Linked DNA regions of Mus musculus: all the other regions are linked to region 5. A link is a loop called in an ENCODE intact Hi-C map of the cell type or tissue named here. Cell type or tissue: heart. All regions are shown on one strand. Each heading gives the region's core, and the rest is flanking DNA. Links, peaks and the distances in the headings are about the cores only. Region 1 has its middle 36 kb from the start of Gm16863. Region 2 holds the start of Gm36224 (a long non-coding RNA gene). Region 3 has its middle 14 kb from the start of Gm16863. Region 4 holds the start of Gm16863 (predicted gene, 16863). Region 5 holds the start of Ephb3 (Eph receptor B3). Region 6 has its middle 24 kb from the start of Gm36224. Region 7 has its middle 10 kb from the start of Vps8.

Region 1 (4,330 bases), core at 271-4,270, 130 kb before region 5:
TGCCAGGCTTCAGCAACTGTCCTTCTACAAAGGGCACTGGCAGGGCAGTTCGGGCGGTGATCATGGAGACTGAAAAGCTTCAGAGATCTGGGTTTGCATTTCCAGTCTAGCACATGACAGATGAGTGGTTTGAGGCAGGTAATTTAACCTCTCTGTGACTGTCTTCCCATTTGTAAAATGAGGATAATAATACTTTTGCTAATAGGGATTTGGGAGGACTAAATTATATTGTACATAAAACGTTTGGCACAATGCTAACTAACAATTGCCTCAAGCTAGACTATAATAAACATCCTCCTGCCTCATTTACACACCTCAGTGTTCCTAAGTCATATGATATTAACGACTAAATATTTTTCAAAGATAATTTTCGAAGCAGGGTCACACTAAGTAGCCCAGGCTAGATTTAAATCCTTAATTCTCCTGCCTCATATGTTGGGATTATACATAAGGCACCACGGAGGACTTCATTTCTGAAAAATTTTAGAAGAAATATTTCATATTTAAGTCTAGAAAAGACTGGCTGCTGTCTACTTTAAATGAGTAACTGCTATTTCCTAAGGGGCAGGGGGAGCCTTCCATCATTCATTAGATGTGGACTGTGAGCCCTGAGAGACTTCAAAACTAAAGTCACCCCTCCTTTAGGGTGTTTCCTTAGGGAGACTAAAGAGGACAAACCTGAAAATAATCATAATATAAAGCAAAATATATGTCAATGCATCTATCAATTTAGTAAAGAGTGTGGTCTCTAAACTTGTGGTATGCAAGTTCAAATCTCAGCTGTGCAACGTTTGACAAGTTATTTAACTCTTCTGTGTGTTACCTCACTTTTAAAATGGGGACATTTACCCAGCAGGGCGCTGTATCAGTGATTAATAGCTAAAGTGCTAGATAGTCAGTGTGTGCCAAGCACAACGGTAAGTGTTCACGTGAATTACGTAATCTCCACAATGCTGCTCCTACTGTTATACCCATTTTTATCACTAATGTCACTAAAGGGCAAAAGCTTTTGTTAACTTGTCCACGATTATGTAGTTGGAAAATAGCAAACGCCATAGGAAAAGGCCAACCATTTGTAAAATGTACGTGAGAGTCAAATATAGGAGAAAAATGCCTTTACAATAAAGCCTAGCACATGGATGTTAAATAAACATAATTGCTGTGGTGGTGATTCAGAAATAACAGTAAATATCGAGCACTTGAATGTTAAATAAGCATAGTAGCTGTGATGATTCAGAAATAACAGTATTTAAATTCTGTGCATGACCTCCAAGGGAAGACTTTTGAAAGGTGACCTTTAAGCTTAGCCCTGAAGAGTGAAGACGATTTTAAAAGATGGGGATATTGGTAGGAGAGGGAACTTCAGAGTGGGGAGGAGGGATACGAAGCGCGAGGCAGAAGGGGTTAAAAGGTGGTATGAGAGTAATTCTGATTGGAGGGAAATGTTTCCTTCCCTCCAGCCAGCCACCACCGGCTCGTGCGCGATGCGAGCGTGGTATGTGCTCCCTCAGTGCATCTCTTATCACTGCACAATGTGCTGTCCTCACCTTGCAATTAACCGCTGAATAGCATTTCACACTGACTCCAAGAACCTGTTCCGCACTGTAATAAGCACCCTCTCCACATGCCCCCGAGGCCGCAGACAAAGACTGCAGTCTTTTCTTCATTGTCCAGAAAATTTTTATTTTCCCTAGTCTCCTGTTGGGGCCCTTCTCTTCTAACTCACCATTCCAGCCTTGTCTATGTGCAGGCATAATCACTTACTAAAAGAATATGCCCGGACTCGGTTCTGTGCTATTTCTTGAACAGAGGAGCTTCCCCACCCGGAATGGCTGCTTGCAGCGTTTCCCCCAGGCACACGCACACACTCCCCGCGGCGCCTGCACCTGCAGGAGCCATTGCACGCCGCCAGTCTAGGAGGAAGCGGAAGGGCTGCGAGCGGCACTGCCGCTGCCATCTTGGCCGAGCAAGCCGGAAGTGGCGAGCCCAGACTGCGGCTGCGCGATCGTGGGCGGGTGTGGGACTCGCCGCGACCTCATGATGCTCCCGCCGCCGTCTTCCCGGGCCTGTTCGCGCAGTCTCAGGGGTGGCATGCCGGGCACCGCCTGCCCGAAGGCATGGGGCAGAACCCTGAGAGTGGGACAGTCCTGCCGCCTCCTGCCGAGGGCGAGCCCAGGTCCTGGCGGCTTCCCTAAGCCATCTGATAGGACTGCCGCCTGTTCAGTGCAGTTTCTGCTGGTGAAGGGCAGGAAGAAGGGCCTAATCGCACGCTCCAAGACGGTGAAATATGTTATCGGAGACTTGAAGGGTCTGCACCGGAAGATCAGCTCAAGGGCCGCAGAACATCGCTGTACGTTTTTGCTTCCCAGCTGAAACAGCTCCATCGCAAGCACCACACTTACATCCTGACCAACAGGTTAAAACCTCTTGAGGGGTTGGAGGAGGATCTGGGAAGAGATGGCCCCAGATTAGGACTCTTAGTGATGATCATGGGTCTTATCTACATGAAAGGTAATAGCACAGTTCTGGGAGATGCTGAATTGCTTGTAGGGTGCTTCCATCAAAATATCTTCTTTGGTTACCCAAAAAGGCTAATTATGGAAGGTTCTGTTCAGCAGCGATGCCTTAGTTACAGACAGGTGCCTCACACCAAACCATCGGAATATGAATTCTCTTGTACTTCCCGAAGCAACCTGGAAAATCACCGAGGTGGAAGAAGTGGGGCTCGTGTCCAGGTTTCAGAAGAATGAACTACTTATTGGCCAGAGCCCTAGGAGCCAGAGCCGAGGTGGCCCATGTTATGGCCACCCTCCATGGCTGGTGAGGGTGGGGGGAAAGATGGCCAACGAGGGCCTAGTGGGCTTGGTATCCACTGTCTTTGAGTTGTAAGTAATGTCATTTCTGAGAAAATGGTGAAGCTTTAGTTTTTAGAGCTTATCAATTGTTAGCTTTTGTTACTTTTAATATATTAAATTGCTAATTTATATTTATTGCTATAATTTTCCTATAGAATTTTGTTGTAGTTTTGCTGATTTTTTAAATTAGGTATTTATTTCATTTACATTTCCAATGCTATCCCAAAAGTCCCTCACCCGCTTCTCCACCCACTCACCCACTCCCAAGTTTTGCTGATTTTTGTAAATCAAGTCGTAAAACTTTGTATTTTATTCTGAGATTCTGAATGCATTGTGCAGCATTGTAATTCTGGTCCTTGGTTGGCATGAAAGGACACAGCATATTGATCAGTGTGTGTGTGTGTGTGTGTGTGTGTGTGTGTGTGTGTGTGTAAGCTTATTTGATGCCGAGCCTCTGACATTTTTTGTTTTATTACCAAAAAAAAGTATGTACTTCTATTTACTTTTATTATAGTGATCTAAAAAAAGTTAAAATGTAGTAAATGAGTATTATATCCTGGTACACTTAATAAAGTTGTTGAGCACCTTAAATTTTGTGTTGCACAGTTAAAGTCATTATTTGGGAATAGAATACATCCTATGTTTGGTGGGAATAGTAAATAAACCGGAAATTACGGTACAATGAATGAAATGTCACAAAGGGATATGTGATCTAGCTGAGGTGGTTGAATGAGGCTCGCTTAAGGTTTCCTTTAATCCCCTCAGACTTTGGGGGAGCTCAGGGGAAGGAATAAAAAGAGACGGAGGAGTTGGGAGTGATACTAAAGAACACCGATCATTTTCAGTCACATAATCTTCTTTGGGAACTCTATAGGTGTGTGTTAGAGTGCTCAGTGATTGTGGCCGTGCTCAGTTTGGCTCTCACTACCTTCCTTCTCATGACCCCTATAAGGATCTCTCTTCTATCATCGCCTTCAGAAGCGAAATAGTGCCTGAAATAAATAAATAGAGGAAACACATCTTCCCACCAAGAAGCTCTACTTCAAGATCCATCCCTGGCAGGAAGCCCAGGGCTTGTGTCCCGTGGTTCAATCTGCTGCTTTCCTACTTAGTGGAGATATGTAGACACCCACATATTCTCAGTAGTTCATGGCCTCTGCAGTGCAGACCACCTCCCTTCACTCTGGGAAATTACCAGCAGGGGACCTAGAAGGAGCGGAATGCACTAGAGATGGGCATTAGGAAGCTGTGTCCTTAGGGCGGCCATAATAGAAAGGCTGTTTTCTATTTATCAACGACTTATCTGCTACTTTTATGCTCAAATTGTATTTTTTGAGTATGGTAAGGTTGTCAAGGAACATATTTTAGGACAGGAGCTCAGGGATTCAATGATTCAGATCAAAGAAATCAGAACAAAATCTTTCAATTAATAGGCAGTTTAGTAATGATTAAAAATGGCTCTTGGGTAGTCTGTA
Region 2 (4,330 bases), core at 178-4,177, 190 kb before region 5:
AGATGAGGGAGAGCCATTGGTATGCTGGGGAGTTACGGGGTCCTTGAAAACTCAGATGCAGAGATCACGGGCAGAGCTGAATCATGAGGCAGCCAGCGTGTCCTAGGATGGGCAGAAACCAGGCCCCACTGTGGCCACAATCTGCCTACATCAGAATGCCTGCTCCTTCTCTTCAGGATGTTTGGCCTCCTGAATATTTCACTCTTTCATGGGATACTTCACGTCATGTCCAGAGTCAGCAAAGCCCAAAGATGCCCTTGTGACAAGCCGTGCTGGCATTAGAAGGCTCTTGTGTGAGCACTGTTGCTTCCTGGTGTGGTGACCTTGGGTTGACTTTGTCACCTCACAGAGAGCTCTCTGCAGTGAAGATGAAATAGGTCGTATGGACAAGTGGCCATCAGCAGTGCGCCGTGCAGGTCAGTGACTCTAGCTGCCTTGCTTCTTCTTGCTCACGCCTTTGCTGTAAAGGACATCTTGCATGAAGTCTGTCCTTGGAATACCCCTGCCTGGGATTTCTATTGTCAATTTACTAGAGAATATTTATGTCTAAAACCCTGGGAAGGGTGGGAAAAAAAAGACAGTAAAGTTTTAGCACCCCCTCTAAACTGAATGACCTCCCACCAAGCCACCATACACAGCTATCCATTAGCAGTCAAGCCCCACCCTCAAAGGTGTCTGTGGGGCCCAGCTTCACTCCAAGAGACCCTGCAGGGGACTGACTATGAGACGCTGGTTGTATGAGTGACCAGCACACTGAGGCTACCCTGTCATCCACAGGAGGATGGGAAGGGGGGGGGGGAGAGAGAGAGAGAGAGAGAGAGAGAGAGAGAGAGAGAGAGAGAGAGAGAAACAGTCTGGAAAACAAAGCTGGATTTCTAAGCACCCAACAGTGGGATTTTCCTGGGGTGATCTGGAGACAGAATCTGCAGGACTCCATTGAAACCAGTTCTGGGATAGAAAGATAGAAAGAAACCTAATGGGCCCACGTGTCTGTGAGCCTGGCATGGTGGGTGATTTCCAGGATGCTACCAAATTTAGGCTCTGTTACTCTGCTATGAGCCCTTTTCATTTGCCTGTTTCTAAATAACTGCACTAGACTGACCAGTCACCACCCCTCTCTCCCTCCCTACCTCCCTCCCTCTCCCTCTCTCTCCCCTCTCCCCTTCTTCTTTCCCCAGACAGGGTTTCTTTGTATAGCCCTAGTATACTCTGCAGACTGGGCTGGCCTTGAACTCAGAGATCCACTTGCCTCTGCCTCCCTAAAGGCATGCACTGCCAGGCTGCACTGGGATTTTCATTCCTTTTTAACTTGTGCTTGACAGTGGAGATAATATGGAGGATGAGACCCCAGAACTCTTCCTTTGCTCAGGTCTTTCAGTGCTATCCCTGCACTCTAACCTCCCATCTGCTCACGTACCTGGTGGTGGCCAGGAACAAACTCAGCACTCCGTGCTGTGCCTGTCACTCAAGGCTGTGGTGTCATAGCTACCAAGCCAGTCATCCTCAATGGGCATCTGCCTGTGTCAGGCTCACCAGGCATCGCCAGGCATCGAGTACAACTTCAGAACGGAACCCTGTTCCCTGGAAGATGAGAGAGAGCTGCATTATGGTCCAGTTCCCCAATTCACCAACTATTTTGTGGCAGATGTGACTGACTCCCACCTACAACCCTAGCCTAGTGTGCCTGCCTCCCAGAAGGCCATCTGGACCAACTGGAATCTGCAGGTTAGACAGGAGCCTATTGCCAATTGCAACCTGGAGGGCGTCGTTTGGGTTTTCTGACCAGTCTATTGCTCTTTAAGGCATGGACAATTATAGACACCATATGGGACTACAAGAAGGGTAAACCAGGAGGTATAAATACAGTATTTTGTAAACACAGATCTTAGACAAAGGACTGTTGATTATTGGTTGATTGTGCACAAAGCACACCAACCCATACCAATTAAGGATTTTTAAAAATGAGGTCTTATTATATTTCTGTGGTTGATTGATTCCTCCCACCTCAGCCTCCTGGGTAGCTGGAACTATAAGATAGACTCCACCATGCCCAATTCAAGGGGTTATTTTTAGATACCTTATCTAGAAGCTGGAATGCAACCTTATACCTTTTTTTTTTTTAAGCCTGGGCTAACCTGTACTGTAGCAACTTGTTGCTTTGCATATTAATATTCTACAGTGCCCTGCTGACCTTTATAGAGCATAGGGTGTTCACCCCCTTAGCAAAAGGTCTTCTTCACTCTCTACCTCCCGGGTACACAGCAGGGGGCCCCAATACTTACTTGATGAATGGCTGGACCAAGGCACTGGATGGAGGGGGTGGAGCTACTGTTGGAGATATCAGATGTGTGGCCACCAGGGGGCAGTCACGCTCTTCTAAGCAGGACCACTTGAGTCATTGCAGAGCCCCTCTTCTCAGAGGCAGAGAGGGCTCTGCAAAAATTACTCTGGTTAATAAAGGCCAGAACCTAGGGTCTGAGTTCTCTCTTTGTGTCTGGCACTAACTCTGTACAAAGACAGGCCCATCTACAATGATGTACTGAGCTCTGCTTTCTGCCTGTATACAGCCTGTGTGCCCGCCCAACAGTCGAGAGGACCAAACCACTGGGGAGAACTGAGTGTCTTTGCTGGCAGGATCTGAAGGCCAGTGAACACGTAGTGCATACATATGAGTCTATGAGCGGCATATCTACTGGAATTCTCGAATACCCTTCATGCGGATCTGGCCGTTCACACACTGTCACAAAGTGGACCAGCACCAAATAAAAGGAGCTCCGATGTGGAACTAGCCTACCCGCTGACTTGCTTTGTGTGTTGGGCAAACAGTGTCCTTTCTTTGAGCCTCAGTTTCCTCACTATAAAGTGAGGGCTTTGAGAGTTGACTCAGCGGCTAAGAGTGTTGGCTGCTTTTCCAGAGAACCCAGCTTTGATTGCTAGCACCCATATAGTGGCTCAAAGCTGTCTGTTAACTCCGGTTCCAGGGGATCCAGCGCCCTCTTCTGGCCTTCACGGGCACTGCATGTATGTGGTGTACAAACATACATGCAGACAAAATCCTGTACACATAACACAGGAAAAGGGTCTGGGAGAGTGATGTGGACTTTGCACTAGATGGCTAATGGCTTCTCAGGCTCTGATACTGATACTCTGTTAACGTCACTGCATATACCACCAAGCCAAAGGCAAGGAATTATTTTTAGATTCCTTACCCAGAAACTACGACACCCCCCTTGCTTTTCCTTTTAGCAGCCATCTTATCCTAAGCTGCCCTCTGCAGCAAGGCTCCTCAACCTATTTTGTAATTGTTGCTTCGAATACTAATCCTGCAGTCCTCTGCTGACCACTTTTCCAGTCTCCTGTGACCTCTTCTTGTCTCTGGGGTACAGACTAACTCAAGTTCAAGGCCTCCAGGTCATGTTGTGGCTTCTCAGCCTAGATTGGAGCTTGAATCCATAAGAGGGGCCTCTGCCAGCCCCTGGCTTTTTACATGACAAAATGCAGCCTCATTTGGCCTGACACTTACACATGCTGCTCAAAGAAGGTTCGCAATGGTGTGGGAAGGCGGCTACTCAGCTCTCTCTGTGTGGATGTTCACCAGGTGGGGCCGGCTCCACTGTCTCTCCTTGACCTCAGTCTTCGTTCCCTAGTTCTCAGCCCACCAAGGATCCTGTCTGGCCATCTATGTTGCCATCAGTGGGTAGGCAAAGAGCATGGGTCAGATCCGCTGGCCTGGGACTCTGTCAGCAAGCAGCGTTGGAACCTCTCACTCCTAGAACCTCTTGGGATTCGTGCCAACCCCCTCTTTTTCACCTCCAGGAGGGGCAAGCCACATGACAACCTACCAAGCACAGGCTGCTGTTAAAATGAGGGGAGAGATGTTTCTTCATAATTTCCCCCTCTTGAAATAAACCCAGACTTAAGAACAACAGAAACACGCAAAATGTGTTTTTAGTGGAACCCAGATGGAAGGCTGAAAGCCCAGCGGGCTGTCTCCATAGAGGATTCTTGTCTCTGGAATTTTGCCCTCTCCTCCCCACCCCCTCAGGCACATCCCCTCCCGATCTCTGGGACTGGGCTTTCTGGTCTGGGGTAGCCTCCCCCATGCCATCTTCCTGGTGGTGTTTCAGGTAGGCGCGTGATGGGAGAGGGGAACCTGGTCACCTCCTGGACAAGGCTCAGTCTGGTGAGAGCCACGGTTTCAGAGATCTGAGGAGAGGGGAGTGGGGACCAAGACCAGCTCCGTCCAAACACCTGGATCTGTCGAAATACAACAAAGAGAGTAAATTAAGCCATCTGAAAAAAAAGTACTGCAAGGAATTCCACTCACCCA
Region 3 (4,330 bases), core at 153-4,152, 110 kb before region 5:
TACGTTACTTTTTAGAATACCAGATCATCAAAATCTGTTATGTATTTTACACATCGTATCTCAATTGAGAGTCGTTCTAAGTGCCTAGGTGGCTATCATATTGAACTCATAGGGTAGCTGAGTTGGTACATGGCTGGATAGACCATAAGAAGAGCTGGGAAGGACCCATGCATAGGGACTGAAAGGTTTCAGGTTAGACCAGTGGCAGCTGCAAGTAACCACAGCTTCTTGAGAACGCCCTGTAGCATGTGAGGGGGCACTCCTGGCTGAACAGTTTGGAGGCTGCCCACAAGCTAGACCAAAACATCTCAGAATACTGGAGACCCAAGAAGAAAAACCCCTGTCAGGAAGGACTGGGAGGGTTGGCCTCCTGCCTCACCTGAGACTACAGGTCACATAAGTAGGGTCTACAGTGTGAATTTCCCTCACCAGAGAGGCAGACAGATTATCCCAGTTCTGGTTGAAAGAAAGCTGGGGGACCCTGAGGCTGTTTTATGGGTTCTTCTGGCTCCTCTCTCTGCAGCAGTCACACCAGGTCCTTCGTCTGCTCCCCCACCACTCCCTCGGCCCATAAAGGGTAATGAAGCTGATGTTAAAATAGTTACATGAAACCCACTCATTTGAAAGGGCACCTGCTTTAAAGGCCAAATTTCCTGAGCCCAGGTTTATACATTAAGCTACAGAAACCCCTAATTAATTCAGACCCCACTCACTTCTGACTTTGCCTCTAGCTGGTCTGAAGCCTTTCCTTTCCCTCTATCTATGAAGAAACAGTTTGCTAAGCAAATAAATAGTTCAGGCAGGATCACAGAGGCAGGTCTGGCTCACTTCACTGTTTTCAAGAACTTTAAAAAGTTTGCTTGAGCAGTCCTCTTCCCAGAAAGTTAATGAGGTCATTACAGCTGGTCCCTATCTTTAAACATTTCTATTCCCAAACTACCTATGAACTGATGTGGCCCTTGGAGGGGTGAGTCCCACTGTGTTCAAACAAGGAACTGAATATATAACTGAGCACATAGTAGGTGCTCATTGTTTGCTGAATGAATGGAAGTAGACACAACAAATAATCTCTCTCTCTCTGTCTGTCTCTGTCTCTGTCTCTGTCTCTGTCTCTGTCTCTCTCTCTCTCTCTCTCTCTCTCTCTCTCATTTCAGGTGAGAAAGCTAAGGCTCAGAGAGGTCATTTGTAAGGCACTTTCAGAGTCAAAGGGCTCAGGGCATCCCTAGAGCTGGACCAGCCAGGCTGCCATTAAAAAATGAGTCCAGGGTTTGAGGTTATGCTTGGTGCAGGGGCACCTTACTCTGTTGTACTATTATAGTGTTAACCCAGCAACAACGGATCGGCTGAATTCTTGAGGAGCAACACCGAAACCCCTGATTGTCCTTTTATAATAGCCTTTCCCCTGGTTACAGGTATCAGCTCTGAAGCCTGTCTCTGAAATCCCTGACTGTGACCCCGATCTCCAGCCAAGGGTGGACTTTGGGATGTCAGGGACAGAGCAGATCAGTTGTCCCCTTGCGGGAGAAGGGATGAGAAAGGAAGGCTGCTCCAGACTGATCTGGACCGAGTTGCTCCTGGGTCCTCTTTCCCCAGGAAGGATGGGTTTTGTTCTCCAAGCGTTCCCTGGCTCCAGATCAGGGCGGGGTGGGGGGTGGGGCGCAAATGTTGTCCACTGACTCCTTTCCCTTGATGAGGGTAGGGTGGAAGCGAAGGAAAAAGGGGAAGACAGCCTGCGTGCTCTCTCTGCCCTTTGTTCTGACGGCTCTGCCCGCCTGGAACACCGCACAGGGAAAATTCCCTGACCGTGAGATCTGCAGGCTGCAGGGTCCCCGGGGAGGGCCGGGCCCCAGGCTCTTTGGAGCTGCAGCTGGAAAGAGGGGTTGGGTTTCAAGGAGTGGGGCTGGGGGAAGGCAGCCTGCCTTCCCGGCGGTGAAGGAGCTGGCCCTGGGAGCCAGCGGTGCCGACAGCTTCCTGTCGAGAGCTGGCGGCCCACGTGACCGCTCCCCACTCAGTGGATTAGGGGGTGAAAGGCCCAAGAGGGAGGGGACGGGAGGGGTGCCCAGGCGCTATCTGCTCGTCTCGGGGAGTGCTTGCAGGGCAGAGCACCAAATCCGCTTTTGCTAAATGAATTCGGCTGGCTCCTTGTCACACGGTCCAGCGAGCTGCCTCTGCCTAAAGAGGGAAGGAGGAGAGTCTGGGCTCTGACTGGGACTACGGGCCGCTAGTTTAAAGTCCCCTCCTCCCAACCTGGCCACACACATCCCCACAGTGCTTGTCAGGGAGGAAATGTAATAGTTACAGACCTGCCGGTGTTGAGGAGATGGGATCCGGCTGCGACACAGAGAAGACTATGTGGCAAGCTTGAAAAGCTATCTAAGTGTGTAGCTCTGATCTCCTGACCTCCTGACCTCCTCGACCCCGCACTCTACCCCCACCTCTGACAGGTTCCTCCTCTAGGTCAAGTGCAGCCGCCCTGACAAGGACATCTGGCCTAATCTTAGAGCCGTTTTCTGTTTAGGCGTTATTGAACTCCTTCTGTGTGTGGAACTGGGCACAGAAATGTGCTGGATACTGATCTGCCTTAAGGAGAGAGACTTAAGATGAAGTTTGAGCATAGTAGGGTAACCCAGGGTGCAGGCTTAGAGTTCAGAGAGAAATTAGGGCCCAGTCTAGTAGACAGTTTGGAAGAACAATTGTCCATTCAGCCTGATTGATAGTGCTTCTCTCCCGTGCCACCTCTTTCTTGTTCCCAGAGCAAAGAGGTGACCTAGAACCCCACAGATCTGTGGAGGTTTCTGAGTCAGCTGAGTTCACTCTCTGGTTTGCCACACTCTTTTCATTCTTTCTGAATGTCATAGGGTGGGGGGATCGGAAGATGCCACACAGTGCTGGCCTTCTCAAAGGAGGACTCACAGTCCCAGGCAAAATTTCGCCTGACCCAAGAACACTTGATCCACCAGCCCTCCGTTAAATGCTGCCTTAGGCTGGAGCAGTGGCAGCCTCCCCTTGGTGATCAGTGGTATGGCTTCACTTGTCCTGTGGGTGGTTTCTGTTCCAGATTCCATTTCTATGGTTGATATAGCTCAGAGTCCTGTGAAGTCAGAAAACCATGCTTTCCCTTCCACTAAAGGTGATAGGAAAAACAGCTGGGTCCCCTGGAGCCAGGAATGGTTGAAGATGGGGTCTTATCTGTCACTTCATTTTGATCAGCATCTGCTTTATAGAGATTGACCTCTCACCCAGGATCCTGATAGGATTATGGAGTGATAACTGGGTGAACTGTCTAGGAGTTGAGTTGTCCTGGAGGAGCCCTTCAGACCTAGGAGGCTTCTTTAAAATCAGCTGCCAGTCCTGTCCTGTCCTGTCCAGTCCCCATCCCTCCAGTACACTTAACATTTCTCACTGGTTTCATTTAAGACCTGCCCAGGTACCATGACCGAGATCTGGATGAGGACGCTGATGGCTATCCTTCAGGATCTTCTATTAAGAATTTGCACAATGCTGGGCATAGAGGCACACAGTTTTTAATCCCAACACTTGGGATGCAGAGGCAAAGACAGGTAGATCTCTGTGAGTTTGAGGTCAACTTCAGTTACATAGTGAGCTCCAAGACAGCCAGAGCTCCACAGTCTTCTCCACTCCCTGTCGGATACTCTTGCCCATCCATCAGCCAACAAGCAATAATAGGTCATTAATAGGTCACTTCACTTCTCCTGCACTCAGTTTCCTTGCCTATGAAATGGTGACTGTAGCAGACAAGTGTGGTTGCCTGGCAGTCTTGAGAGCCCCTACCAAAGACCAGCAGTGCCTACTTATGGGTGCCCTGGTGCCCCATTCACCCAAGCCAGAGACGATGCTTGATAGTTCAACTGTTGCAGGTCAAATATGGGGCGGGGCACAGCGGGTGGTGGTGGGGGAAACCCCAGTGGAAAGGGGAGCATTCTCAGGACTGAACAGAGTGAACCTCTGGCTCCACCTCCCTGCCTTAACTAGTCCAAATAGTCTTGAGTGCTGAAAAATCCCCCAAATGTTTCTAAGCAAAGAATCCCCCAAAGGAGTGGTTTCGTGTCTGGGGTTACAAAGACTTTGTTACTTCAGCAAAGCGCACTACAAGCCATTTACTGGCTTAATTTAATTATTTATGATAACACTTCAGAGTAAAAACTACACTTGTCAAAATAAAGGGGACTTTGTGCTGCAGTGACCCAGATTTTATTGTTGCACTGCCTAATGCCCCGAAACGTGGTAATCGGCACCAGAGCTCCCTTCCGCTCCGCTCAGGCAAAGGAGCTCTGATGGAGGCGGCTGACACAGACCTCCACACCTTCCT
Region 4 (4,330 bases), core at 122-4,121, 90 kb before region 5:
ATGTATGTGTATCTGTGTGTGTATGTGTTTGTGAATATGTCTGTGTGTGTGTTATCTGCTATATACATAAATGCTCAATACACAGCCCCAGCCCCATTATTAGCACTGCTTTGGCAACTAGCACTTCCACATAAACAGCCCCAGGGAAAAAGACCAAGTGGCACTCTGTCAGATTTCTCCATCCTCATATTCTGGCTCCAGCCTTCCTTCATCATCTGCTTTGGATGTGGTGTGGTAGAATCAGACAACCCAGTTCTCATTCCACTTGGCCGCGTGTGAGCAAAGAATTTCAATTCAGTGTCCTTATCTGGATGGCAGGGCTGGTAACTTGTATCCTGGGAGGCTTCTGGGATAAAGCTTTATGATGCCCAAGTGTTGAAGCTCCTGCTGGCACACCTAGGGTGAGTAGTGTCCTTGCCTTTCCTCCCACTGTCCCAAGACCCCATGTGGGGTCCAGGGCTGGGCTGTGGGTCTGGGTTGCTGGGTGGTGGGGTGGAGTGTGTAGAGGTAAGAACCAAGAGATGAATGCATAAATAACTAGCCATCCTGGTCTCGCTTCAGAAGTCCCAGTCTCCAACCCTTTAATCATGGAGCTGCTCTTCCCTGGCCACCTTCCAGGGCGCCGCCCACTCACTTCCCGGAGGAGCACGGTGCAGGGAGCCTGTCTGCTTCACATGGCATGCTTCTAATGGATCCCAGGAACCCAGGGGGGCTGCCTTCCTCAGCTGACTCACCCTGCGTCCAACACCCCCCACCCCACGAAGCTTCCCAATCCTAGAACTCTCTTTACCCTCTCTACCGCCACAGGGCTCTCCAACCTGCCTTGCCCCTAAGCCCTGCAATGCTGGAAAGGGGGGTCAGACAGGACACTGTCCTCTCTATAGTGACCATTTGTATGGCCAGTCCCCAAGGCCTGATCGTTCCAAGAGTTCTCATGGGACAATGGAAACCTAATATTAGAAAGTGAGCCAGTCTCAGAAAATCCAGGACATGTGTTTGCCATGTTGGTTAGCAGTCCCCCCCACCCCCAGGCGAACCTCTCTTTATTCAAGGCGGAGTATTCCTTAGGGATCAAGAGTGAGAAGTATGTTGGGGGCGGGGAGAGGGATTGCATATGAAATCACATTTGGCAACTTGAGTCGTATTTTAATGCACTAATGGAGTTGGCTTCTTGAAGAAAAGAGCTAGTGAGTCTTTCTCTCATATGGGAATGAATTCATATGGGAAAGCATTCCAATAGAAGGAGCTATTTTTAGATTTGGATATACTGGGTTTGCTTAAACTGAGGCACACCGGGTGTTCAGTTTATAACCCTCTTTGTTTGAGGTCTCCCTCCCTGAGTTTCGGAGGTACTGGGGTTCAACCCCCTGTTCTGTCCTTTGCATTCTTGGTGAAGGTGAGGCGGGTGGTGTAGGAGACAACAGCTTCTCTGAGCGCTTCCCATCACATGACCTCAGTTACAACTCTGTGAGTGGCAGAAAGAGTTGGAAAGATGTGAGTTGGGGGGAAGGAGGCGGGGGGGGGGGGGCGGCAGCAATGTTTTCCTGAGCACATCAAATCAGGTCGCAGCAGCAATGGGCTCATGAGATCCCCTTTCCCCAAGACTCTACCCCTAGAAGTTCTTCAAAGCAACATCTGCCTGCTTGGGACAAGCATGTGCCCACTCCCAATTCTCTGTTAGGTCTGCAAACCTAAACACAACGTGCTTTTGTAAACCGTCACCTCCCCCCCCCCCCCCCGGGCTCCCCTTGTCCTGAGTGAGTTCCTCTCCTGAGCTTTATACACTGAGCTCTGGCGGACAGCCAAGCTGGAAGGTAAGGGTTAGCAAGTCACCTTTGCCAGAGAGTTGTCCAAGCACGGCTAGCCTGTGCCTCTCGGGGAGTCATATGGTCCTAGGCTAGGAAGTCCTTAGCAAGCCCTATGCCTCCAGTCCCTTCTAGACATGTGAAGAAACTGAGGTCAAGAGAGAGAGATCTTAGTCAGGGTCACATGGCTCCGTCAAGAATCAGTGGGGGCCCCTCCCCCACTCCCTCTGGAGTGCTGCATCTCTGGCTGCCTGAAAAGCCTCCAGTCTGTCTGGGCAAGGATCGTGTCCCTCATTAGTCCACGCCCAGAGTTCTGAGTAAGTGGTGTTGGCTGACGGCTGACAGCATTCTTCACAAAGAGACAATTTGAGAAGAGCTCTAGAAAGGCCTGGCGTTCCATCCTTGTCTTTGGGAGGCAGTGTGGTGCAGGGAAGGAGTCCACCTGTGGCCAAAAAGCTTGGGCTCTGGTGAAATCAGGGTGCTCTTGTGTACAGAGAGCCTGGCAGAGGGTTCAGCACACAGCAGGTGCCACAGTGGAGACATTTCTGGAATATTAGTGCTGATCCTGATACTGTGTGTCCTTGAATAAGTCAACCTCTGTCTCAGGGTCTCAGTTATCTGGGGCACGGGATAATCCTGCTTCTTATCCACATGGGAGACTCACAGGGCTTCAAAGATTTGTAAAAGATGAGTTTGCTCTAAGCCTAAGAACAAGGAGAATGGGGAGGTTCAGGACATGGTTATGCGGTTATTTGTATCATGCCGGGCATGGTGGCACACACCTTTAACCCAAGCACCCAGGAGGCAGAGCTCTGAGTTCAAGGCCAGCCTGGTCTACATAACCAGTTTCAGAACAGTAAATGCTACATAGAGAAACCCTGTCTAGAAAAAGAGAGAAAGGAGAGAGAGAGAGAGAGAGAGAGAGAGAGAGAGAGAGAGAGAGAGAGAGAGAAGAGCTTGTATCACTCTTTCAGAGGATCGGAGGTTCTGTTTAGTGTCTAGCATCCAGGTTAGGCAGCTTACAACTGCCTGTTACAGGCTCTATAACTGCTTTCAGGGAGTTCTGTGGCACTGGATAGCCCTTTAAACCCCCGAGTGAGAAATGCAATTGAAGAAAGTGCCTTGGACTCAGAATAGGAAGGTTCCCATTCCTTTAGCCTCATGCTTAAAGTGTTCCCACCCCTCAAGCTTCAGGTGCTCCTACCCCTCAAGTGTCAGGTGCTCCCACTCTTCAAGCTTCAGGTGCTCCCACTTCTCAAGCTTTAGGTGCTCCCACTTCTCAAGCTTCAGGTGCTCCCACCCCTCAACTGTCAGGTGCTCCTACCCCTCAAGTGTCAGCTTCAGGTGCTCCCACTCCTCAAGTGTCAGGTGTTCCCACTCCTCAAGCTTCTAGCCCCATAGCTTGTTTCTTTCCATCATCTGTGAAGACAGAGTTCTAGGTCCAAAGAGGTCCAGTATGGGCTAATGGCTATGAAGGACAGTCTGAGGCCTGGGGTTTTGGAGGCATCCAGAGTGGGGCATGTTGCAAGATGAGCAGCTGGGCCCAGGCTGTAGGTGCTGACAGAGCAGAGAGTCTGCCCTCCCTCTTTGGGAGTGAGTGACAGCAGCAGGTCCAGGCCAAGTGGCCTGATGGGGCTGTCAGGCCTCTTCAGCGACCATGAGATCCCGGAAATACCAGGGCTGGGAGGGGTGGTGGGGGGACAGAGGCTAACCTGTCATTTGAATCTCTGCTAGACTATCCTTCAAGTCCTGGCCACACTGACTGTCTTGCCTAGCACCGTCTGCTGCCACCAGACCCCAGCCCTGAGCTTCCTCTCCTATCGAGCTCCAACACCATACTCAGAAAGACTTTGTGTTTTTCAAATTAATGCAATTAAGAGCATTTAAGTTTGTGAATGATAGAGGGTTTTTTTTTTTCATTTTCTTTTATTTGATTAGAGAAATTCCCACCGCACAGTTCCTCCAAATGAAACCCAGACCTGAGGCCCATTGTTCGGAGGGCTTCCATGAGAATGTGTTACCTTTCAATCTCACACACTAATGTGTTTAGCGTTACAGTCCCCCCCGGGGCGGCTGCAGGAAGGATCTGGAGCCTTGATTAAAGCGGCCTTTGCTGGGCAGGAATGTGGGTCCCTCCACCCGGGAGTCACAGGGGCTGGGTGCTTGGCTAGGCGGAGCCTCTGCTCAGATGGCCAGCAGGGGACTCAGATCCCTGGCAGCTGTGCCCGCCCGAGTGGAATTGGTCCTTTCCCCCTCCACTGCTGTGGGTCCTCTGAACCTCCTGCACCACCCTGAGCCCTATCACATTTATCAGCCTACAACTGGACACTGCACGCACACCTTCGTCCCACTTTTTGTCTCGTTTTTGTTGTCCCTCCCTCTGTTCTTTTTCTCCTTTCTTCTTCCCACCTTTCGGTCCCCAATTACCATGTGGGTCTGGTGGCACAGAGACATCACACTGTTCCTCCTCGGCTGGTCCAGGGCCTGAGCTCCAAGGTGAGGCAGAATTAGATCCAAAGCTAAAA
Region 5 (4,315 bases), core at 1-4,000:
CCATTCATAGTTGATCACAAGGGCCTCTCAGTCACCATCAGCTCCTTGGCCAGACACTACTAGCTAGAGCCTGCCTCAAAGGGTCTGAGGATGGTGAAGGATGAAAAGGAGGAAGGGAAGACCCCCCTCAGGTACCCCTAGCTCATCTCCCCCAAACCACACACCTCCACCACCACTCCATTCTCGGCTCTACCACCTACCACTACCTACCGCACCCCACAAAAGGGGCCACGGGACCTGATACACACAGGTGACACACAGTTTAAGTGTATGTTTCAGAGTGCATGCACCAATGTTGCCTCTCCTGCGCTAAGATAGTCCCAGACCTGGGAACTCAATAGGCTCCCTGGCTCACACCCTTCAGGCAATCAACAACAAAGCCCTATGCTGGTTTCTCACGCCTGAGATCCTATCACACACATGTGGGTGAGTGGGTGAGTGTGTGTAAGTGTGGGTGCAACCTCTGTGTGTCTGTCTAAATTTGCATGTGTCCACCCATGTGAATAAATCCCTCAGCACAGTGGCACCAAAATTCCAAAGGCCAGAAGCCTCTCTGAACTGTTTCAGAGATTTTGTTTTTTCTTCCTAACCTTTAAGTTTACACTGTGAATTTATGGAAAGGAAACCAACTGCATAGGGATCGTATTTTGTTCCTCAACTAAAAAAGTGCATCTAACCAATACACCAAAAATTAAGTACTGCCTGCATTGCAATTTTCCCTCAAATTCTTTGCTGCCCTCCCTCAACATTGAGTTTCACCCCTGACTGAATAGGTTTACAATTTTTGTAACACCAGGGGACTGTATGTGCCTCTAGACTGTGTTAGTGACCTGTGCCGGTGTTCCCTGTGGGTTCATGTCAAGTGGCGTAAGTGTGAGCTCTCTTGTCTGGGCCAGCCACACTCGGGCTGTTTGTTTGTCCAAGTTCAATTTCTTCCCAGTAGCAGTCTTAGTAGGTTTCACTGAGCCCACAGACAAGGCTGACCTTTTCCCGCCGCTGATGACTAGTAGCCACTCGGCTCAGGTGCTCCCCGGGTAAATCCCTGTTGGTGAGGGTTCAATGGAAACCTAAGCCCTCCAAAGGTCCTGCTGGAGGTGGGGGTGGGGTGGGTCCGAGAAGGTTTACAACAGACACACACACACCTCTTGTGTTGCTGGCACTTGAAAAACCATAAACAATGACAGGCCCCCCTGCCTCTCCACCCCCGCAGCCATCCCCTGACAAAGCGGGGTGCACACAATCACGCTTACTGTTAACTACAACGGGTTCCCAACCAGTGCAGCCCCCAACCCGAGGAGCTTCGCTTCACCCGCCCAAGCGCCCAGTCCCGCAGCCCCCCCGCCTTGATGCTGAGTCGCCCACATTTCCTCGCCTTCCAGAGGTGCGAACCCCCGAGGGTCTCGTTCCTCTGCTTTGACTGTAGGCTATCCCTTCCAAATGGAAAGAAGAAAAAAAAAAAAACCCGAAAAACAAAAAACAACCCACGGCCGAACTGCTGCTTTCGGGAGTCGGTGCTGAGTCCTGATGCTAGCAGTTTCCCCAAAGAGGGCTGCGGAGCCGGCTCGAGCCTAGAGTCTCCTTGGACGTGTGCTCAGCCCACGGCCCCACACTGCGGGGCTCCCCGGTAGCGCGCGGGACCCCGACGCCGCTCACCTTCCAGCGCCCAGCAGCCGGCGGGAAGCAGCAGCGGCAGCAGCAGCGGAGCGAGCAGCGGCAGAAGCCCCGGCGGCGGGCGGGCTCCGGCCATAGCCCGGGGCGCTCGGTTGGGGGGCCGAGCCGGGCCGCGCCGGCGGGGCTGGGGACGCCCGAGGAAGAAGGCTCGCGCACAGTCCAAGAGATCCCGTCAGGGAGGGGGAGCAAAGCAGACGGGCTGCTCTGTAACCGAGGTGTCGCCCAACCCGGGACTCCGGGTAGATGCCGGCAGGTCGTTCCCGCGGGAATCTGGACGGACCGGTCCAGGAGGATCCGGGGCGCTGGGTGGCTTGATGCCCAATGACTCGGGAAGCGGAGGGCGCAGGTGGTCGCAGGTTCTCGGGGCACAGTCCACTGAGGCCGAGCTCAGATCCCGGGATCCTTGTGCGCTCGCCGTCCGGGGTAGGAGCCGGTATCTGGCTGCGCCGCTCACGTACTCACTTCTGCTGGTCCTCGCGGTGGAGCGGCCGCTCTGGGCGAGAGGGGCAGGGCTACCTGCCTGCCCGTCAACACTCAGGCCACGCCCCCAGAGGCCGGCCGCCCACTCACAGACCGCCCAGCCAGCTGGTTCTGCTGCGAGAGCACTCTGCTGGAGTTCAGTTGGCCGCTCTTCCACCGAGCCCACCCTCGGCGTCCTGGGGCTTGCAGCAGGAGGAGCCATTGAAAAGATGAATTAGACTGGGCGGAGCCACACTGTCAGTCAATCGGGTAACCCCGCCCCTCTCTCCTATTGGCGATTAGTAACCAGCTCCAGTCCTAGACGGTGATAACCAGATAGAACGAGCTGGGGGCGCCCCCCTGTGGTTAGCAGACCCATGGGATTCTGTCAAGAGGCTTTTTTTCTTCCAAGCACATCCAGACCCAGGACAGGCCTTAGCGAGTAGGGAAAGGAATGTGGGGCGTGGGAATTACCCACCCCGGCAGAGCCCGCTTCAAGGGACGCTCAAGGGTTTATTTATTCGTCTATTCGATTGTGATAATTTATTAGAAAATATTTTTTGGGCACCCACAATGTTTCAAAGTGGCTAGAGCAGAGAAGCGTTTATTATCCCGGAGCCATGTGTTAACTGGTGGAGGTGGGTTTAAAACTCACAGCGGGGCTAACAAGCATTCCTGCCGGGAAAGAACCTACCTTTTCGAAGCACAATGTTAGGTCTAAGGAAACGGGATCTAAGTGACAGTATACAAGATGGATGAGTAATAGTGTATTGAGGATGGGAGGCAGTGCTCCGGGCAGAGAACATACACTTTTGTGTTAAGACCTAGAATCGAAGAAAAAAAATGTTCAGAATAAAGTTCAGAATCGCTTGAGTGCAGAGTTAGAGCGGAGAGAGGGTGAACCGGCTGAGGAGAAGTAGATGAGGAGGGGCCCGGAGGATACGATTTTGGACTCACAATGTAGCCTTTCTCTTGAAACAGGGGGACATTACATTATCAGATTGGCATGTCTGTCCTGGGAGGATGACAGGCAGAGACAGTGGTGGAATCCTGGGGGCTAGTGAAGGGGCCATGTAGTGGAAGGGAGGGTGGTGGCTTAGACCATGACTAGAAGGAAGAGCCAACAAGTTAAGTTTGAAGTGTATTTGTGCCTAGGTGAATGAGAGAGGTGCCGGGGTCGGAAACATCAAAGAGAGCCTCTAGGTTACTGTGATGGACTTCTGCCGGTTCACTTTTAGAACATTTACAAGGTGTAATAAACACCCTGAAACAATACCTCACACTTATTCAGGGTAGGTGTTATTATAGCCTCATTTTACAGACAAAACTGAAGAAAGAAAGTAAAAGAAAATACATAGACAAACTGGCGTGTACAAAGGCTTGGCAGCTTGCCCCAAGTTACAGGAGCTGAACCCAGGACAGTGTAGTTACAGACACTCTGCTTTATTAAAGAACTAAGGAGCACCTTAGCATGTGTTCAGAACCTCAAGCTGTCCCTTCCCACCTCACATGCTAGGATTCAGAGTATCTGCAATGTGGAGCTCAGGATTCTGTATTCTAACAAGTAGGTGGTTCTGATGTGTACTGAATTCTAAAGTCGTGACCACCATGCATCCTCTCATGGGCCTAAGGGGTGACCATCACTCCATGGTCCCTCAGAGCCTTCCGTACCTCCCCCCATGGTTTCTGGGCCAAAGAAGGAGAGTTGAGTTAGAGATGGGCTCAGAAACACGATAGACAGACTGACTTGTCCCTCTGATCAGGAAGCACCCTTAAGACTCCAGTTCAGACAAACCAAAGCAGGGTGGGGTAAGGTCATGGGTCCAGAGCCTAAGGGTATTGCTTTGAAAGAGCTTTGTCTCTCTGGGCAAGGCTGAGGTGGGTGTGGATGCATGAAGCTGGGGTGGGGGTTGCCTTATTCAGAGGCTCTGACCTATTGAGTTCTAAAAGCTTACAGAAAGCTCTAGTCCACCGGAGGTATCTTAGAAACCGTCATATCCAGTTCTCAGTTGTGGGACTGGAGATCCCAAGATGGAGAGCAGGGACTGCTTGCCCTATAGCCCTGGAGATCTGGTTGATGTTGACCATTGTGATTTTTAGCAGGTGGCCTGGGGGTAACACATCCCAATTAAAGCCTTGCTTATTGTAAGGCAGATCTGTGAGGCTGGCACTCCTGTTTACTCAA
Region 6 (4,330 bases), core at 251-4,250, 160 kb before region 5:
GTCGCCACCTCCATTTCTCCTGCGTAATTTAATGAGTTGAGGAGGCTTATCAGTCAGGCTGCGCTGGCTCCAGACATGCTGCACCCTTCAGTCAGCAGAGGTCACATTAGAAAGGCTGGCTGGTCAGTCAGCCACCAGCAAGGTGAGCAGGGTCCGGGTGGAAAGCTAAGATCCCATCTCCTTGCTTAGACACACACCACTCTTGCCTTGTTCAGGCTAGACCAACTCACAGTCACCATTACCTTGCTCAGGTTAGACCAATCCAAAGTCTCCTGCAACCCCTGAGCTGGGCCTGCTCTCCTGGCTTTGAGTCTGGGACTCCAGTGAGAGGTAAGGCTCACTGCCTCCCACTTCTGATGGCCTTAGACACTCAAACTACTGCTGCTGCTGGTGCTACTAGTACTACTGCTACTATTCCTACTACTATTCCTATTCCTATTACTAGTAGTAGAAGTACGTCCTCCTTCTCCTCCTCTTCTCCCTCTCTTCCTTCTCCTCCCCCTCTTCTTCTTCTTCTTCTTCCTCCTCCTTCTCCTGGCCCCTAAAGACTCTTCCCTAGCCAGGGACCAATCCCAGTGCATTTCTTGCACGAATCCAGGAATCTGGCTCACACACACATACACACCACAGTCTCATGTAGTCAGCCCTACTTGAAGTCTGTGAGAATGCTCCTTGAGATGTTGTTTGCCTTTCTCAGTATTTGCCACACCTTGTATCTGGAAGATGTATTTGGTAGACACGGTAAACCATAATAAAAATAGATTTTCCCAGTAGTCACCTGATTCTAGAACAAAAAAGAAAATGCAGGGGTCAGGTAACCCAATCCCCTTTTTTTTTTTTTTTTTTTTTTTTTTTTTTTTTTTTTTTTTTTTGGTTTTTCAAGACAGGGTTTCTCTGTGTAGCCCTGTGGTGTAGAACAAGTAACACAGGCTGACTTCAAGCTCACTTTATAGCCAAGAATGACCTTCTTCTTCTTCTTCTTCTTCTTCTTCTTCTTCTTCTTCTTCTTCTTCTTCTTCTCCTTCTTCTTTTTTTTTTTTTTTTGGTTTTTCGAGACGAGACAGGGTTGCTCTGTATAGCCCTGGCTGTCCTGGAACTCACTCTGTAGACCAGGCTGGCCTCGAACTCAGAAATCCACCTGCCTCTGCCTCTCGAGTGCTGGGATTAAAGGCGTGTGCCACCACGCCCGGCTGTTCTTCATTTTTTAATTCCTTCCTCTATCTCCCTAGTGCTAGGACTATTCATATGCACCAGCACACACCGATCCTCTAAACCAGGGCACGTCATGCTAGGCAAGGGCTCTCCCAATCCCTGCCCCTTTCCAAACCTTTAGCCGTCAGATTCCATCCACACTTTTACTGGTAGCTAGACTGAGGCTCAGGGAGTGTGGTGGTCTAACCAGTTGTGACAGCTAGGACAGCCTAGTGCGGATGGAACTCAGAATGTAAAGAGTAGGGGACAGAACCCCTCGACTTTGGGAGGGTGCCCCATGATGAGGGTGATGGTGACAGTCCTCTGGAACACCGCTGCACTCCAGATTCCCCTCTGTGGTCATGGCTCTCAACGTCCAGGCCAGATCCCGCTTCTCGTCAAAGGGAGGGAGGTACAGTTTTACATTAGCTCAATCAGGAGTAGGGGCCCCTAAGTCCAATCTGAGCTCAAAGAGTGTGGGAGAGTCAACCAAGCTGTGCCCCAGTCTCATCAGCTGCAGAATGGAGAGATAACAGATCCTATGTAACTGCCTAGCAGTTACTACCCTAGCTCAGCAATTCCCAACCTTCCTGATGCAGCTACCCTGTAAAACAGTTCCTCATATTGTGCTGACCCCCTACCCACAAAATTACTTTTGTTGCTACTTCGTAACTGTAAGTTTGTTACCACTATGAATGATAATGTAAATATCTGATATGTAACCCTGGAGGTTGTGACCCACAGGCTGAGAACCCTGCTCAGGCACTACAAAGTCAAGGGCTGTGCTTCAGTTCCTGCTGGATCTGGAGGGTCTCAGTCAGCAGAGGTTACAGACAGCACTCCGTTGTGTTTGTCATTACCTGTCCCTGGTTATTATTCTTTACACTGCTTGGCGTATGTTCTTGTTCCGCCTCCATCACCGTTCCTGCATGCTCCCTCACCCTGCAGACTTAGCTTGCTGGTCTTCCAGCTCTCCCACCTGCAGGGGGAGTACCCAGCCTGGCCAGCGCACGGCTTCCCTGCCCATCCCTGTCCCACGGATGTTCAAAGTGCTATTCCCTCTTCTGTGTTTTGAAATTCTGGCCAGCCTCCCCTAACTTACTGGGCTCTGCCTAATAAGTCAGGAGTGGCAAAACAAAGCAAATCAAAACTCGGCATTACTTTTCCCCAAGAAAGCTGCCACTTATTTTTGTTTTGTCTGATTCAAAACTGCCTGATGCAATTCCCTTCTGCTCTGACAAATAGGACCCTCAGCAAAGAAGGAAACAGAGCCAAGGCAAGAAGAGAAGGTGCCAGAGGCTTTCGGAGGGCTATGAAATCCCCACCCAAGAAGGCAGCTGGATAGTTCTCTTCTGTGTTGGGGCCTTCACTTTCAGGAAGACAAGACTCATCCATTTGAGTGATTCTGGCAGGGCTGGGGCCAAGAGCTTTCTTCCCTTCTGCCTCTGCTTCCTGAGACGGCACAGAGAAGGCAATGGCTGCCTTCACCCCATTGTAGCCCAGAGGCCCAGTGCAGAAACAGGCCCTTGGAAACCTCAGAGATCCACTCACCTTGTATTTTTCTCCACAACTGAGGATTTGCATTCACGCTGATTTAGTGAAAATTAGTGAGATTTGGGAAATTGTAAGATAAATAATTCAACTCTGCAAACTAACGTGAAGGCTGGGTGAGGTGGTTGGTAGCCTTCTGTGATCTCAGCATCCAAGAGGACAAGGCAGGAGCTTTGCCACTAGGTTGAGACTAGCTTGGCCTATGTAGCAAGTTTCATGTCAGCCATAACAACAAAATATGATCCTATCTCAAGAAAGTCCACAGGCCCACACTTGAATGGATAAGACGATGTCAAATAATAATTTGTGAAGAAAAGGAGTTACAACCTGGGAGCCGCGGCTCGCATCGTCAAGCCCACACTTGGGAGATAGAGGCTAGAGATCAGGAGGTGTTCAAGGCCATTCTCAGCTACCTAGTGGGCTGGATCCCAGACTACATGAGACTCTGTATTGAACAAATAAATGCACAAACAGAATATAAACTAATAATTAAAATTGGGCATATGGATGTATGCCCTATACCAGGAAGTAGCTCCCAGCCACTGCTCCGGTGCCATGATGCCTACCATGATGATGAGGGACTAAACCTCGGGAACTGTAAACCAGCCCCAAATGAAATGTTTTCTTTTATAAGAGTTGCCTTGGTCATGGTCTTTCTTCACATCAATAGGCCAGTGATGGAGACAGTGTCTGTAATGGCAGTCAAGCTTAACTTAACTAAGTAGACAAGAGTGTTAGCTCTGCACAGTGCTCTTAAATTGTATCTACTGTTGTTGTTGTTGTTGTTAGGAGGAGGGTGGAAGTCAGAAGAGAACGTCACCAGTCAGGCTTGCTCCTTTACCTTCATGTAGCTTCTGCAGACGGAGCTCAAGGACAATCACCCTGCTCTGCTGAAGCCACCTCATTGGCCCCAGGTAAGTGTCTTAACATTGGCCTCCTGTTTGCCTGAGTTCAGATCTTCCCACCAGCACTCTGAAGTCCAGCAGATGGTAAGAATGTCTCCGACTATGACCACAGGGCTTTTGTAGGAGGAAAGGCAGGTCTCGGTGGTGACAGGAAAAGGTATTCTGTGGTCCACAGCTTCAGGACTAGGTTGTGAAGCTAGGGAGTCCTAAGGCTGGGACCACTGCCACAGGCAGAGCCCAGAACATCTCGGGGGGGGGGGGGGGCTGATGTTTGACCGATAGTGCCTATAGCTCCCTGGTTCCAGGGGGTTCCCACTTTTGTCCTCTACCTCATCTTTACCTGGTGTGGTGTCTGCTCTCAGCCTTTTCCACAACTATACTAGAAATCTAAGAATGGTCCCCTCTCAGGGCTTCCAAATCACCTCAGTTCCTGTGGCTGAATCTCTTCCAGGACCTGGGTGGGGTACCCCAGCATCAGAACTTGTCACCTGGGCACTCTTGCAGAGAGAATGGCTGGGTGCAGCTGCAAGAAGAGGGAGATGAATGCACGTGCACACAGGGAGCTGAGTTTGGATGGCTCTTAGATAAAGCTACATTCTGTGTTCTGCAGCGGCCCCACTGGAACTGATTCACACTAGCCCCATGGGATAAACCCAGGCCACTAGCTGTGAGCCTCAGTGATC
Region 7 (4,330 bases), core at 87-4,086, 210 kb before region 5:
CATCTCATCCTGCCTACACCCCTACAAGGAAAAAGGCAGACTTATTTGAACTCAGCCTGGTGTCTTGGGACTGCTGCCAGAACTTGGTGACAGAAAAAGGCTGAAAAGGGGACCTGGGGCTTGGCTCTGGGCTGACCAAGGGCAAGGATAATAGAGGGTTGGGAATTAAACAACCAAAGTCCCAGGGAAAAGGTGAACAACAACAATGTGAGTATCATCGGTAAACCAGACCTGCCTTACCATTCTGCATGGAGACTGCTTTGCTTGCAAAAAGGACATGTTACTTCTTACAGACACACACACACACAAAATATGAAAAATTCTAGTCAGCTGAGGAAAAACATTCAAAATGATAGCAATGTTCCCGTGTGTGGGTACCACAGTTCCCTAGCTCCTCTGGATAGGAATTGAGGCACAATTTAACTGGGTTCTCTGACTCAGGCTTTCTCCTAAGTCAACATTCGAGGAATCAGCCCAGCTGCTCAAGTTGGGAAGGATCTGCTTTCAAGAAACTGGATAGTTTCTAGCAAGATCCTGCTCGCTGCAGTCAGTTGGACTGAGGGCCTCTGATCCTCAGCTCACCCTGTGCCAAAGGTGCACTCAGATCCTTGTGGTCTGAGCATCTCCATAAAGCAGCTCACTGCATGGTAGCTTTGTACAGGCAAGCAGAAGGAACCAGCAAGAATGTGAGTGATACAAGCTGAAACCTTTCGAAAACTGGTCTCGGTTGGAAGTGATTCCCCTTTCTTTTTTTGGGGGGGTGGGGGGAGTTCGAGACAGGGTTTCTCTGTATAGCCCTGGCTGTCCTGGAACTCACTCTGTAGACCAGGCTGGCTTCGAACTCAGAAATCCGCCTGCCTCTGCCTCCCGAGTGCTGGGATTAAAGGCGTGCACCACCACGCCCGGCGTCCCCTTTCTTTTATGCTGCATTTGCTCCCTCAGCACACTCAAGGGGAGGAGATAACATGATGGATGTTTAGGAAGTAGTCGCTGCAGTTGCTTTAATTATTTTGTGTTTATTTATTTAGTATATATTTGTGTGAGTCTGTGTGGGTGCAGGTGCACACGTACTGTGAATCTCAGAGAGTTGGTCTCCTGTCTTCTCATGGGGTAGGGAGTGGAGGGTATAACTCAGGCTGTCAGTGCACAAACAAGCTCCCCTACCCACTGAGCCTTCTAGCCAGCCTTCTAGAAGCCATTTCAGATGCTGTTATCAAAGAAGGAGGTCTGCCTCCTCCTTTCTAAAACTTCCTAAAATTACACGTGCCAAGCCTGCTTGATTACTAGCCCACAGTTAGCTTCAAGGTAGGCTAGGAAATGTAGCAAGTATTCTAAATGCCAATAGCCCATCTAAAAGGGAAAGCTTGGGTCAAGGAGATGGCTCAGTCAGGAAAGTGCTTGTCTTTAAAGCAGACGGACCTAAATTCAATCCCAGAACCCAGTTTTTAAAATAGCTGCACACATGGTGATGTGTGCTTACAGTTCCAGCTTCAGGGTCCTTGGCTAGCCACTATCCTATTTGGTGAGTTCAAGGCTCAAGAGAGACCCTGACTCAAAAATAAGGTAGACATTGCTTCTGAGGAATGATATGCAGGCTTGTCCTGGCTTTCATACATGCACACACATGCATATGCACCCACATAAGCATGAACATTACACATATGCACACACACATGCAGAGAGAGGGGGAGGGAGAGAGATTTGATCATGGAGAACGACAGCCTTCTGGAGAGTAGGAAATTTCTGTGTGCTAGGAATTCCCCAGGCGCCAAGGAAAAGAAAACCGGTTGGAGGGAATCTAGTCTGGGTTCAAGTCCTACATCTGCCACACTCTGTGTTTCATAAATAACCTCGTTAGTATGTTCAGAGTAAATGAAATGACTTCTGAGATACATCTTGAATACGGTAGGGCCTCCCCTGGAGAAATATCTGCCAAGGGCCTAGGAATGGCTTGATGGATAAAACACTTGCCTGAGTTTGGATCTTTGGCACCCATGTGGAAGCTGGGTGGGAGTGTAATCCCTCAGGGGGCAGATTCCGGAGATCTTTAGGGCAAAGTGGCTAGCTAAACTCAGACCCTGCCTCAGACACCCGACAACAATCTTGGGCTTCCACATACACACACACCACACACAAACTCCTGTAAAAGAAAGAAGAAAGGAAGCATTTAGGGTCATTCCAAACATAGCTTCATACCTCAGAGGCTTTGAAGCCCGGCTGTGACAGCCAGTGAGCTTGCTGTGTCACTCCATGCCATTCACCTAACTGCTCTGAAAACTAACCACATGTTAGTTTGCTCTGCTTACTGAGACGGGTTGCTGAGAGGGATGGCGTGTGTGACCTGTTTAAGGATTTTCAGAAAAATGTATACACTAAGCAAACGTCACGGCCTTAATGACCACTAGGTGGCAGTGGGGAGCAAGAGCCTTGGGTTATGGCCCATGTCCACCAGATGGTGCTGGCATTCAGTAAGTAACACATGGCTCTTCGAGGAGACTTTACAAGGGGTCCTAGAAAGGCACTTGGAGATGACTGGTGCCACACCTCAACCAAAAAAGAGGAGAATGACACCAGCCAGGGTGGGGTGGGACGTCAGGAATCCACACAGCACTGCAGGCTGAGCCCTGGCTCCCCTGAAACCCAGGCTGTCGACTCTTACCCATACACTGTGAAGAAACTCACATTCTCTCTGGACTGACACTGGAGCCCAACTAAGTCTACCATCTTCTTCACAGAGTTACCAACTTTTAAGACTCTGAGAAATATCCACAAATAGCATCTGTCTCTCTAATGTATAGAATAATTGTTTTAAGCTTTACAGTCAAGGAGGACCTCAATTATATCAGTAATATAGGCTGCAAAGTCGGCTTAAATATTTTTCCTCATGGGATTGGTACAGAGAGTAAATGAGATTAGTTATGTGGTTGTAGTACATTAACACATGAAGCACTTATGAAGAACTACACACTCCTACGCAGTTTTATTTATTCTAAGTACTTTATTCATTTAATTCTCACCATTACCTCAGGTCATATTATATATACATATACACATACGTATGTATGTATATGATAACATATAAATATATATGTTATATATACAAATATTTACATACTATCATAGACATACTACTTACCCCACTTGTAGCTAGTAAGTGGAAGAGGCAGGATTTGAACTGTCTTCAGAGCTGAAATTTTTACAGCATAACCATGCTGATACCCAGCTGAGAGGCAATGCCCAGTAAGTGACAGACAGGGGTCCACAGAGCAAGCTGGGGACCTCAGCTTCTGGGACAGGGTTTGGAAAGAGAAAGTCAGCCACACTTCCCTATTCCTCCACAGCAGGGGAAGTAGCTCATTTGAGGGAATCTGCTAAGCACTCAGATTAACTAACAAGGACACAAGATTTAAAAAAAAGAAAACAGAAAGTAGCTGTACCAAAGCCACAAACAGACTGACAGACAGACAGAATGACTGACGGACTGACAGACAGACAGACTGGCAGACTGACTGACGGACTGACTGACAGACTGGCAGACTGACTGATGGACTGACAGACAGACTGACTGACTTTTAGACCAGAGATCAATGCTTGAGTTCATTGCTGCAGTTTGCTGGCTCTGGGTTGCTGGTAGGCTGTTTAAGATAGAAGAGTGTTGTGTTCCTCATCTGAAAGTGGAAGCCAATGAGCTACTTTGCAGAATTACGAGGGCTGGAGACCAATGTGATCAAAAGGCCTTTTCTATCCCTATTATGCTACAAATACACACACAGCATACATTACTTCACACTGAAACTGTCCTTCCATCTATGTGCAAATTGGCAAACACACAGACAAAAATGGCTACCATGGAATCACTATAGCATACAAAGCTCATCGTGGACAGAAACTTCAACTGCTGGTGGAAAGGGATCGAGATTCAAAGACATTATGGTAGTGTGCCTTCCCTTCAAGATGGCAGAGGCGATGGACATATGGACACTTAATGTGTGACTTTAGAGAGATGGAGTATACAGTGCACATGAGAAGGCAGAAATTTTTTTCTGTTGGTACAAAATGGCAAAACAGATGGATACAATGCTTTAAAATTAGCTCTGAAGGATGGAAATGAGTTGAGAAGAACATGCCAGAAACTATCAGAGTTCATTGCTGAGACCAGAAAGGGTGGGGCTCATTTGGAGAATAGCAAGCAATCCAGACTGGCAGTGTAAGCTAGGCTTAAGTGTGTGGAGGCAAGAAGTGAATCATGCCAGGCAGCAGTGGTGGACACGTAGAGACACAGGCAAGTGAATCCCTGAGTTCAAGGCCAGGGTGAGTTCCAGGACATCGA

Evidence for each region. Hi-C counts contacts between places; a loop is a spot of excess contacts. Peaks named below come from ENCODE experiments on the same cell type or tissue, not always from the same donor. Only the 100,000 strongest peaks of a DNase experiment are listed, where the experiment ranks them.
Region 1: it touches region 5 in a loop (2.8-fold over the local background); 8 of 42 quality-filtered maps call a loop at or near these places.
Region 2: it touches region 5 in a loop (11-fold over the local background); 38 of 42 quality-filtered maps call a loop at or near these places.
Region 3: it touches region 5 in a loop (2.2-fold over the local background); 2 of 42 quality-filtered maps call a loop at or near these places.
Region 4: it touches region 5 in a loop (4-fold over the local background); 4 of 42 quality-filtered maps call a loop at or near these places.
Region 6: a loop joins it to region 5, with 3.0 times the contacts of the local background. A loop is called at or near these places in 2 of 42 quality-filtered maps.
Region 7: it touches region 5 in a loop (8-fold over the local background); 13 of 42 quality-filtered maps call a loop at or near these places.

The regions. Positions count from the first base shown.
Region 1 is chr16:21,331,015-21,335,344 of GRCm38, reverse strand. It overlaps the pseudogene Magef1. Among named protein-coding and RNA genes, the nearest start is that of Gm16863, 36 kb to the right of the region's middle. In heart, for the core only: a CTCF peak has its summit at 1,913; DNase peaks (open chromatin) are centred at 1,528 and 2,004; H3K4me3 peaks cover 2,717 bases; H3K27ac peaks cover 1,812 bases.
Region 2 is chr16:21,390,960-21,395,289 of GRCm38, reverse strand. Gm36224 (a long non-coding RNA gene) reads right to left here and starts at 3,740. Exons shown (of 3, transcript XR_001782019.2): 1 at 3,524-3,740; 2 at 2,283-2,433; 3 at 1,424-1,581. Gm36150 (a long non-coding RNA gene) reads left to right here. Exons shown (of 3, transcript XR_384725.2): 2 at 177-416; 3 at 2,568-2,788. In heart, for the core only: CTCF peaks have their summits at 2,360 (motif pointing right) and 3,018 (motif pointing left); a DNase peak (open chromatin) is centred at 2,349; H3K27ac peaks cover 2,371 bases.
Region 3 is chr16:21,308,626-21,312,955 of GRCm38, reverse strand. No RefSeq gene overlaps it. Among named protein-coding and RNA genes, the nearest start is that of Gm16863, 14 kb to the right of the region's middle. RefSeq lists an enhancer at 1,261-2,567. In heart, for the core only: no CTCF peak of the experiment used is centred there; a DNase peak (open chromatin) is centred at 1,945; H3K4me3 peaks cover 1,421 bases; H3K27ac peaks cover 1,800 bases; H3K27me3 peaks cover 1,231 bases.
Region 4 is chr16:21,292,842-21,297,171 of GRCm38, reverse strand. It overlaps Gm16863 (predicted gene, 16863), which reads left to right and starts at 300. Exons shown (of 5, transcript NR_046162.1): 1 at 300-401. In heart, for the core only: a CTCF peak has its summit at 2,241; DNase peaks (open chromatin) are centred at 931, 2,121 and 3,401; H3K4me3 peaks cover 579 bases; H3K27ac peaks cover 3,719 bases.
Region 5 is chr16:21,202,602-21,206,916 of GRCm38, reverse strand. It overlaps Ephb3 (Eph receptor B3), which reads right to left and starts at 2,122. Exons shown (of 16, transcript NM_010143.1): 1 at 1,654-2,122. The coding sequence starts at 1,747. In heart, for the core only: a CTCF peak has its summit at 2,485 (motif pointing left); a DNase peak (open chromatin) is centred at 2,236; H3K4me3 peaks cover 2,444 bases; H3K27ac peaks cover 2,442 bases.
Region 6 is chr16:21,365,483-21,369,812 of GRCm38, reverse strand. No RefSeq gene overlaps it. Among named protein-coding and RNA genes, the nearest start is that of Gm36224, 24 kb to the left of the region's middle. In heart, for the core only: a CTCF peak has its summit at 2,172; no DNase peak of the experiment used is centred there; H3K27ac peaks cover 1,615 bases.
Region 7 is chr16:21,410,924-21,415,253 of GRCm38, reverse strand. No RefSeq gene overlaps it. Among named protein-coding and RNA genes, the nearest start is that of Vps8, 10 kb to the left of the region's middle. In heart, for the core only: a CTCF peak has its summit at 2,412 (motif pointing right); DNase peaks (open chromatin) are centred at 2,453 and 3,273.